2 separate regions of the Homo sapiens genome follow, and region 2 is linked to region 1. Evidence: read pairs that join two places in POLR2A ChIA-PET (ENCODE). Cell type or tissue: MCF 10A. All regions are shown on one strand. Links, peaks and the distances in the headings refer to the core of each region. The heading gives the core; the rest is flanking DNA.

Region 1 (6,432 bases), core at 1,388-5,387:
TGACCTCGTGATCCGCCCACCTCGGCCTCCCAAAGTGCTGGGATTACAGGCATGAGCCACCGCGCCCGGCCTCTTTCTTTTCTTTTGTTTTTTTTGTTTGTTTGTTTTGCTCTTGTAGCCCAGGTGGGAGTGCAATGGCGTGATCTTGGCTCACTGCAACCTCCACCTCCCAGGTTCAAGGGATTCTCCTGCCTCAGCCTCCCGAGTAGCTGGGATTACAGGCTCGTGCCACCACGCCCAGCTAATTTTGTATTTTTAGTAGAGATGGGGGTTTTACCATGTTGGTCAGGCTGGTCTCGAATTACTGACCTCAGGTGATCCACCCGCCTCGGCCTCCCAAAGTGCTGGGATAAGATGTGAGCCACTGTGCCCGGCTCACTGCAACCTCCGACTCCCTGGTTCAAGCGATTCTCCTGCCTCAGCCTCCTGAGTAGCTGGGATTACAGGCACATGTCACCACGCCCAGCTAATTTTTGTATTTTTTGTAGAGACGAGGTTTCACCACGTTGGCCAGGATAGTCTCGATCTCCTGACCTTGTGATCCACCTGCCTCGGCCTCCCAAAGCGTTGGGATGACAGGCGTGAGCCACCGCGCCCGGTGTGCCCGTTTTACCAACTGCTGCAGCTGCTGCTGGTTTTCTCATCCCCTCGGCTGAACCACCAGCCCCTCCCTCAGCACCTGGAAGGAGAAATCTGGCGTCTTGCTGGCGGGCTACTGCCCTGCAGCACCTCCATGGCTCCCTGGCTGATAACATAGGGGTGTTGTAAACTTACATTTCTGTGGTTTTCTGCTCATGTTGTTTCTCCCCAGACTTTTCTCCCATCTGCTTCTGTGTTATCTTTTGTTACGATGACAGGGAGTGGTCCCTGCCTGCCCTGGCAGGCACCTGCCTCCCTGGCCAAGCCCCAGCCCAGGAAGTTGCTCATGCTGGGCCCTCCAGGTTCTGAGAAAACTTTCAGGGATTGGGGTAGGGAAGAAAATAGGTGAAAACCCTCTCTCCTCTGCAAGCTTATTTCTTTGGCCTGGCCTGTCTTTAACCTGCACAGTTTATGTGTAGACAAGTCTCCCGGTGCGGGCCCAGCAGGCAGGTGACAGCCGCCCTTGCGGGAGTCATCCTTAACCAAGCAGTTTCAGAAATGTTTCTTGAGAAACTGTTTCCGGAAGTCCCGGAGCCTGTGTTGCCCATTGACAAGCCTTGTCGGTCTCAGAAGACAGACTCCGGGGGTCTACATCCAGAGACCCGGCTGAGGACTGAAGCCCGGGGTTTCCAAGCGGCTGCCTTCTCCGTCCTGCAGCAGGGTGCGAGTCAACCGCCCTGGCTAAGGGAGCAAGGAACCCCCGCCATGCTGTGTCCCCTCCCCCCATTCCCCGAATGCCCGTCTGTTCAAAGAGGGTGAGAGGAGGGGGGAATACCAACTGCTCCGAGGAAAATGCAGTTCATCATATGCATCTTTGCACGCTTTTTTTTTTTTTTTTTTTTGAGACGGAGTTTCACTGTTGTTGCCCAGGCTGGAGTGCAAGGGCGGGATCTCAGCTCACTGCAATCTCTGCCTCCTGGGTTCAAGCGGTTCTCCTGCCTCAGCCTCCCGAGTAGCTGGGATTACAGGTGCCCGCCACCACGCCCTGCTAATTTTTGTATTTTTAGTAGAGATGGGGTTCATCACATTGGTCAGGCGGGTCTCAAACTCCCGACCTCAGGTGATCTGCCCCCGTCGGCATCCCGAAGTGCTGGGATTACAGGCCTGAGCCACTGCACCCGGCCTGCACAACCTTTAATCCGACTTTCAGGAGGTCTCTAGTTTTTGTTCTTAAAAATCATTTCCAAAAGCATTTATTGAAATAAAAGTATGTCATTCTTGTGTCCTTCCACTCCTTTTTTTTCTTTTTTTCTTTTTTTTTTTTTTTTTGAGATGGAGTCTCCCTCTTTTGCCCATGTGGGAGTGCAGTGGCACGAAATCGGCTCATTGCAGCCTCCACCTCCCAGGTTCAAGCTATTCTCTTGCCTCAGCCTCCCAAGTAGCTGGGATTACAGGTGCATCCCAGCCCCTTCTTCCACTCTTAGTCATGACTTATAAACTGAATTTTGGTAATACTTGAGGAAAGTGTTATTTAGCTGATCGTAAGATGGGCCAGAGTCTTTCATGCAGAAGAGCCACCACTGTTCTATTGTCAAAATGGCCTTGTCGCTACTCCAGTGACCTGTCACAAAAAGCAGACATGGCCAGGCACGGTGGCTCACTCCTGTAATCCCAGTACTTTGGGAGGCCGAGGTGGGCAGATCACTTGAGGTCAGGAGCTCGAGACCAGCCTGACTACCATGGCAAAAGAGTCTCTACTAAAAATACAAAAATTAGCCAGGTGTGTTGGCACATGCCTGTAGTCCTAGCTACTTGGGAGGCTGAGGCAGGAGAATTGCTTGAACCTGGGAGGCGGAGGCTGCAGTGAGCCAGGCACGGTGGCTTATGCCTGTAATCCCAGCACTTTGGGAGGCCGAGGAAGGCGGATCACGAGGTCAAGAGATCGAGACCATCCAGGCCAACATGGTGGAACCCCGTCTGTACTAAAAATACAAAAATTAGCTGGGTGTGGTGGTGCATGCCTGTAGTCTCAGCTACTCAGGAGGCTGAGGCAGGAGAATCTCTTGAACCTGGGAGGCGGGGGTTGCAGTGAGCTGGGATCTTGCCACTGCACTCCAGCCTGGCGACAGAGCCAGACTCCGTCTCAAAAAAAAAAAAAAAAAAAAAAAAAAAGCAGACAAAACCTAGATGTTTTAAAATTTTTAAAATAAATCCTGTAGATGTTTTAAAGTTTTAAAAATACATCATGCCCATAATTCCAGCACTCTGGGAGGCTGAAGCGGGAGGATCTCTGGAGGCCAGCATGGGCAACATAGTGAGACCCTGTCTCTACACAAAATAAAAAAACAAGCCAGGTGTGGTGGTGCACACCACGGCTACTGTGGAGACTGAGGTGGGAGGACCACTTGAGCCCAGGAATTCGAAGTTACAGTGAGCTGTGATGGTGTCACTGCATTCCAGCCTGTGACAGAGCAAGACCTTGTCTCTGCAAGGAAAAAAATCATCCTGTAAAATTACTTTTTGTTGTACTCAGACTGAGGAAAACCTTTGCTGGAGGTTTGAAAGCAAATCTATGATGTATTAGCAGAACCAGAAAGTCCTTCCTGTGGAGATGGGACCTTTTCGGTATTGTCATTTTTGGATTTTAGTGCACAAACTTCTCATGATTGAGTTTCGGCTTTTGAGAGCCATGACCAAGTGGTAGGTAGGGCATGAAAGAAGAAAACAAATCTCCTGACCTTAGCATAATGTGTCACAGTACTTTAGGCCCCTTAGCCAAGGCGGGAGATAAGAAGGCAATAAGGAAATGGTTGGATGAATCACTGTGCCCCAGTGGCAAAAATGTCCTGAAGCAATTTGGATGAAAGTGAGAAAGTGGATATGACAAATGCTGCTCTACACTAACCGGATTGGTTGTGCCCCCACCACCCACACCCTCCCCAACTACAGGACTTCCTTCACCACTGTGCATTTTCCACTGAGATGCTCTCCTGAAAGCAAGTTTCAGCAAGAGGCTGGAAAGGCCTCTCAGAGAGAAGGCTGAGCTGGCAGTGATCAGGGAGCCCCCGGGCATTTGGCAGCCGTCCACAGTAAGACCGGCAGATGGAGCCTTCATCTGGCAAGAAACTGGGGAAGCTGGCGGTGTCGTCAGGTGCAAGCTTCAGTGAGAAGTGCCAGCACTCTGAGAAGATGCACAGAAATACAGAAGCAGCTCCCGTAGGAGAAGGAATGGAGGCCGCACGCGGTAGCTCACGCCTGTAATCCCAGCACTTTGAGAGGCTGAGGTGGGTGGATTACTTAAGGTCAGGAGTTTGAGACCAGCCTGACCAACATGGTGAAAACCCGTCTCTACTAAAAATACAAAATATTATCCAGGCGTGGTGGTATGTGACTGTAGTCCGAGCTACTCGAGAGGCTGAGGCAAGAGAATCACTTGAACTCAGGAGGTGGAGGTTGCAGTGAGCCAAGATGGTGCCATTGCACCTCCTGCCTGGGCAATAGAGCAAGACTCTGTCTCAAAAAAAAAGGAATGGAGAAAACATAGCCATAGCTCTGGGAGTAGGAACAGAAGCAAGCAAGCTGACTGCCAGTCGGGTTCTTTCTTCTGGAAAAGGCTCTGGGTTGAAGCTGTCTTCTCTCTGAGGCTCAAGAAGCTGGGCATGGAATTAACTCCGTCAACCAAAAATACAGTTCTAAGTCCCACCCCCCAACCATCTGAATGGACTTTCTCCTTGGCCAGGGCGCTCTTAAAATGTAACCTCAGAGACCGGTTCCGGCCAGGAACGGGAAGTGCCTCATTATACCCGCTGGCATTAACATCAACACAGACCTTACTGATAAGAATCATTTACCATCTATTCTCTGAAGCCTGCGACCTTTTCTCTCCATAATCCCTTATCTTAACCCAGACATTTCCTTTCTATTGATTCCAGGTTTTTAGATAAACTCAACCAATTGTCAACAAGAAAATTTGTAAATCTACCTATAAGCCGGAAGCGCCCCCCACCTTCGAGTTGTCCCACCTTTCTGGACCGAACCAACGTATTTTTTAAACATACTTGATTGAAGTCTCATGTCTCCCTAAAATGTATAAAACCAAGCTGCACCCTGACCACCTTGCACACATGTTCTTGGACCTCCTGAGGGCTGTGTCAGGGGCCATGGTCACTCATATTTGGCTCGGAATAAATCTCTTTAAATATTTTTGAAAATAGTTTGTCTCTTCGTAGACAATTCTGTGGGCTTGCAGGTATCGCCCCTGGTCAGCGGTGTATTCAGTCGCTGTGCCATCCCCCATGTGGCTACAAGAACAAAAGCACCTTCTTAAGCCCAAGAGATACAGTGGTTACTCCCATGAGTCCTTGGACACCTTCACCAAACGGCACTAGTAAGTGGCTCCTCTAGGCCGGGAGGAACGGAGAAGGCACAATACCAGCTTGGCTCACTACTCCAGGAGACCCCTGGGGTAAGGGGCTTGAGCACAGGCTCACCACTTCCCCACCACCGCCACCCTTATTTGGTCTGTGAAACTCCAGGGGGAGTCTTTATGGGAAGATGCATTCCTTCCAATATGTCATCGAGTGCTTACTTAGCCATCTCCTTTTCAAGACCTGGGTCTACTTGCTGGCCCCTGAACTGCTCCACACCCTTCTGTGCCTTCTGATTGTCCACGTGCTCAACTTGTTGGAACATAGGAGATAAGCTATCTAGGGTTCCGGCCTCTCCCTGAGACAGGTAGAGACTGCGTGATCAGGTGCTGAGGGGCTGCTATGTTCCGGAGGTCAGGTGACATTCCACCTGAGGCCTGGGGACATGGCATTCTATATTGACTGCTGTCGCTGTTCTCGCTGATGCTGGTTTGGTGTAAGAGATGATAAGAAAGCATCTTCCCTACGAATTGCAGGGAAGCAATTCTGGGCCTAGCCTCCCAAAGTGCTAAGATTACAGGGGTAAGCCACGGCACCTGGCCACCCTTCTTCTTTTTTTTTTTTTTCAGACAGAGTCTTGCTCTGTCACCCAGGCTGGAGTGCAGTGGCACTATCTCGGCTAGCTGCAAGCTCCGCCTCCTGGGTTCATGCCATTCTCCTGCCTCAGCCTCCCGAGTAGCTGGGACCACAGGAGCCCGCCACCATGCCCGGCTAATTTTTTTTTTTTTTTTTTGAGACGGAGTCTCGCTCTGTCACCCAGGCTGGAGTGCAGTGGGGCAATCTCCACCTCCCAGGTTCACACCATTCTCCTGCCTCAGCCTCCCAAGTAGCTGGGACTACAGGCGCCCGTCACCACACCTGGCTAATTTTTTTGTATTTTTAGTAGAGACGGGGTTTCACCGTGTTAGCCAGGATGGTCTTGATCTCCTGACCTCGTGATCCGCCCGCCTCGGCCTCCCAAAGTGCTGGGATTACAGGCGTGAGCCACTGCGCCTGGCCTATTTTTTGTATTTTTAGTGGAAACAGGGTTTCACCATGTTAGCCAGGATGGTCTCGATCTCCTGACCTTGTGATCCGCCCACCTCGGCCTCCCAGTGTTGGGATTACAGGTGTGAGCCACCGCGCCCGGCCCTGGCCACCCTTCTGAGGGCAATTCATGAAGAGGAACTCAGATGTTGAAAGAGGGTCTCAGTCCTTACTCTCTGGCAGAGCCCCAGAGTACCCACTACCCTCACCCGAACAGCCCACCATTATTTTATTGTTCATTTTTCTTTTTTTTTGAGATGGAGTTTCGCTCTTGTTGCCCAGGCTGGAGTGCGATGGCGCGATCTTGGCTCACTGTAGCCTCTGCCTCCTGAGTTCAAGCAATTCTCCTGCCTCAGCCTCCCGAGTAGCTGGGATTACAGGCGACCGCCACCACACCTGG
Region 2 (4,000 bases), core at 1-4,000, 230 kb after region 1:
CTGAAATCCTTGATTTTATTTTATAAATTTTACTTTTTAATTCTAAAATTAAATCACTTAGCATTAACCTAATGACAGAGAACCTTACTGGGTAATCTTTAAACATTTTCCTTATTTCTGCCACCAATTTTCTCACCTGTCCTTGTTTGTCTTAGGACTAGTTCAAAACAAGCCAGGTATAATAAACTAAGGCAACATAAAAATTCACTTAGATATTACAGAAAAGAAAGTCGAGAAGTTTGATGCTTACATGCCCAAAGGATATACACCCAAAAAAGAGATTTTAAAAATTGATATACTACACATATGGGTGCCAAGATGCACCCAAATTTGATATTGTATTATATTCTCCATAAATCCACAATTAGCTCTCCTTTCCTCTCTGAATTCCTATGACCAAGAATTTTGTTGTAGCTGGGCGCGTTGGCTCACACCTGTAATCCCAGCACTGTGGGAGGCTGAAGAGGGCGGATCACCTGAGGTCAGGAGTTCAATACCACCCTGGCCAACATGGCGAAACCCCATCATTACTAAAAATACAAAAAAATTAGCTGGGCGTGGTGGTGCATGTCTGTAGTCACAACTACTCGGGATAGTGAGGCATGAGAATCACTTGAACCCAGGCAGTAGAGGTTGCAGTGAGCCGAGATCATGCCACTGCACTCCAGCCTGAGTGACACAGCAAGACTCTGTCTCGATAAAAATACAAATTAAAAAAAAAAGAATTTTGTTGTGAAGGAGCTAAGCAGAAATTATTTTTGAAATCCTCAATAATCATAAAGATGAATTATTCAGGATCTAAAAAAGAAATGAGTGGTAGCTCATAGCAGCTACCACTTACTTCTAATTTCTAATTAAGTCTATTAGAAATAAACTTTACATACCGGATTTTTCTTACAGGAATATGAATCTCTTTCTTCATCATCTCATATAACTGTTTGTTTCTAGTTAAAAAACAAGATAACTATTTATAAGAAATTCATATCATAATAATTCACTACTTTATTCTGATCTTGAAAAATACAAACTATAGTTTTATTTATTTGATATTTATAAAATGTACAAAACAAAATATTAAAGAAATAAATTGTGCTAAATGGAAACTGTATAACAGATACTCAAATAAGCAAGAAGCGCAGGTCCTTGTGTTTTTTTTGCCTTCATGTAAGAAGGCATAATTTATATTTTACAACTAAATTTTATCTATTACCATTCTACAAAGAAAAATTTAAAACAAGCATCTATTTAATAGATAGCTATTAAGATGACAAACCATAAGTAAAATCTAATAGAATTCATCAAATATAAAAACAATTACTTTGTAATCACAGAAAATTTTATTTTAAATGTTACAAACATCCCATATTCATGACAGCATCATTCTTAATTTTAATAATTAACACCTGTCTCATAACAAAAAGATTACAGGGAAATATGCAGAAGAATAATTCTGATGACTCAATTTTGGGGTACAACAGAAGCATTATTACTTGGAATTATCTTTCATGAATAAGGATACTAAACCTTTGAAAATCCAAATTTTGAATCTTGCATGCTTAAGAAATTGAATTTTTTAAAAAAATCCTTCAATTTTCAGATATCAAGTCTGAGTGGTGTTGGTACATTAAATATAAGAAAAAATAAGAAAGATACCATGGAAATTAGCAAGAAGAACATATTACATAATATATAGTATCAAATAAGCCAAAAATACAAAGAATTTAATTAAAATTAAGAAATTTTCCATTTAGTAGCAAATTAATGAAAGACATGGCAATATTCTATGGGGAAGGGGAAGTTTAGGGCAGGTTTTCATACCTGAAAGCTATTGACTCCAATATTGCTCGTACAAGATGGTATTTACTGGTAGAAGGCTTCAAACCCATAAAAGAGGCACATGCCCAGGGGTCATTTAATGGAGCCTACAGTAAGAGATAACAAGAATATATTATTATTATTCTAAATTACATCTACGGACTTGAGGAAATACTATACAACAACAACATAGCCACGTTAGAAGAAAATAATGCTATGGTTAAATAATTTTAAAATAAAAGATTATGGTAAATATTGGGATAACTTTTTAACAGCATTTAAGCGATATTGAGTCATAGTTACTGTACTTAGCTTCTGTTTGCATTTATGTCAGAAAGAGGAACTGAAGCATATAGTAACAAATTATTAAATGCTTAGCTTTATAAATGTGGAAAATGAAGAGCAATCACAGCAATCCCCCTTCTCCAGCTATAAAGTTTTTACACTAAAATTGTTTAATATGTAGAATAGCTTTCTACTTTTTACTATGTAGAATAGCTTTCTACAAAAATGTACTTTTTAGTGTCATAACTTAAATCAAATATGTTGTCAGACATTAAAACTATACTCTGGCCAGGTGCAGTGGCTCACACCTGTAATCCTAGCACTCTGGGAGGCCAAGGAGGGAGGATTGCTTCAGCCCAGGAATTCAACACTATCCTGGGCAACAAAGCAAGATACCACCTTTACAAAAAACTTTAAATATTAGCTGGGTGTGATACACACCTGTAGTTACAGCTACTTGGGAGGCTGAGGTGGAAGGATTGCTTGTGCCCAGGGGTTTGAGGCTGCAATGAGCCGTGATCGCGTTACTGCACTCCAGCCTAGGTGACAGAGTGAGACAGGGTCTAAAAAAAAAAAAAAAACACCACTACACTCTTCTCTCTTAGCTTAATAGCCTTACTGCCTAATATCAGAAATAATCCAGCCTAACATGTTCTCAAAAGAGCCAAAATGTTGAGCTGGAAGTATGTATTAATCAGATGAGGTTTCTATTCATCTTTGTATCTCCAGAAATGTAAGGCAATTCTGGGACACAAAGATGAAAAACAGGCCAGGCAGGGTGGCTCACACCTGTAATCCTAGCACTTTGGGAGGCCGACAAAGGTGGACCACTTGAGTCAGGAGTTCGAAACCAGCCTGGCCAACATGGTGAAACCCCGTCTCTACTAAAAATACAAAAAATTAGCCAGACATGGTGGCGGGCGCCTGTAGTCCCAGCTGCTCGGGAGGCTGAGGCAGGAGAATGGCGTGAACCCGGGAGGCGGAGCTTGCAGCGAGCGGAGATGGCGCCACTGCACTCTAGCCTGGGCAACAGAGCAAGACTCCGTCTCAAAACAAAAACAAAAACAAAAACAAAAACAAAAAACATGAAAAACAAAGATCCCTGCTGGAGCTTGCAGTCTCACAGTCTCACAAGGAAACAGACAAGAGTCTCACAAGAGCGCTAACACATCAAAATGGTCATTTCAAGGACATCCAGCGCTGTCAGGAAATTATGATCCTCAGAAAAAGCACCTTCTAGCTTCAGGGTTTTGACACATCATCCCTTTACCTGAAACACCTTCTACCACCCTTTCTCCTAATTAATTCTTACTCCCTTCCAAATCTTGGTTTGGCTTCCTCAGGGAAAACTCTGGACCCCAGAGACTAGATGAGGTCTCTGTTTTTATGGAACCCTGTAACTTCCCATCATACCATGCACCACAGTTTATAATCACATATTCTGCTTGATGGTTTGTTGAAACCCCACCTTCCTCAATACACTATAAGTACCACAGGGTGGAACCTTGTCCGATGTACTCCCAGTGTGTCTCTTGTGCCTAGCACTATATCTGGCTCCCCATGGGAGAACAATACACATTTGGTGAATAAATGAACAAACAATATTTTTCTTAATGACTTAAGAAATTCTATATTACATCTTATCTTTGCTATAGCTATGATTTCCCTCCTACTGAGATTTTATTTTAATTTTTCAAATCTATTAACACCTTCTGGTGATTTTAATTAGTAAAAACGTATATAGTAAATCTGGTTTATATCAGATGGTATAGTATCATAAAACTAAGATTAGTCAGATTTGGCCAGTTCAATTAGTCCCTAGCAATATGCTATGTTTTTTTCCTGCATAAATATGACTTCTTCCAGGATATCACAGAAAATACTGCTTTAACTGGCCTGA

Evidence for each region. ChIA-PET counts read pairs that join two places held together with the same protein. Peaks named below come from ENCODE experiments on the same cell type or tissue, not always from the same donor. Only the 100,000 strongest peaks of a DNase experiment are listed, where the experiment ranks them.
Region 2: POLR2A ChIA-PET joins it to region 1 with 5 read pairs; 5 of 35 experiments call an interaction of 5 or more read pairs at or near these places.

Annotation. Positions count from the first base shown.
Region 1 is chr3:141,936,920-141,943,351 of GRCh38, forward strand. It overlaps LOC124909442 (a long non-coding RNA gene), which reads right to left and starts at 1,503. Exons shown (of 2, transcript XR_007096121.1): 1 at 775-1,503. RefSeq lists an enhancer at 828-1,674. In MCF 10A, for the core only: no CTCF peak of the experiment used is centred there; a DNase peak (open chromatin) is centred at 3,602.
Region 2 is chr3:142,170,535-142,174,534 of GRCh38, forward strand. It overlaps GK5 (glycerol kinase 5), which reads right to left. Exons shown (of 16, transcript NM_001039547.3): 13 at 1,819-1,922; 14 at 885-944. Among named protein-coding and RNA genes, the nearest start is that of TFDP2, 23 kb to the left of the region's middle. In MCF 10A, for the core only: no CTCF peak of the experiment used is centred there; no DNase peak of the experiment used is centred there.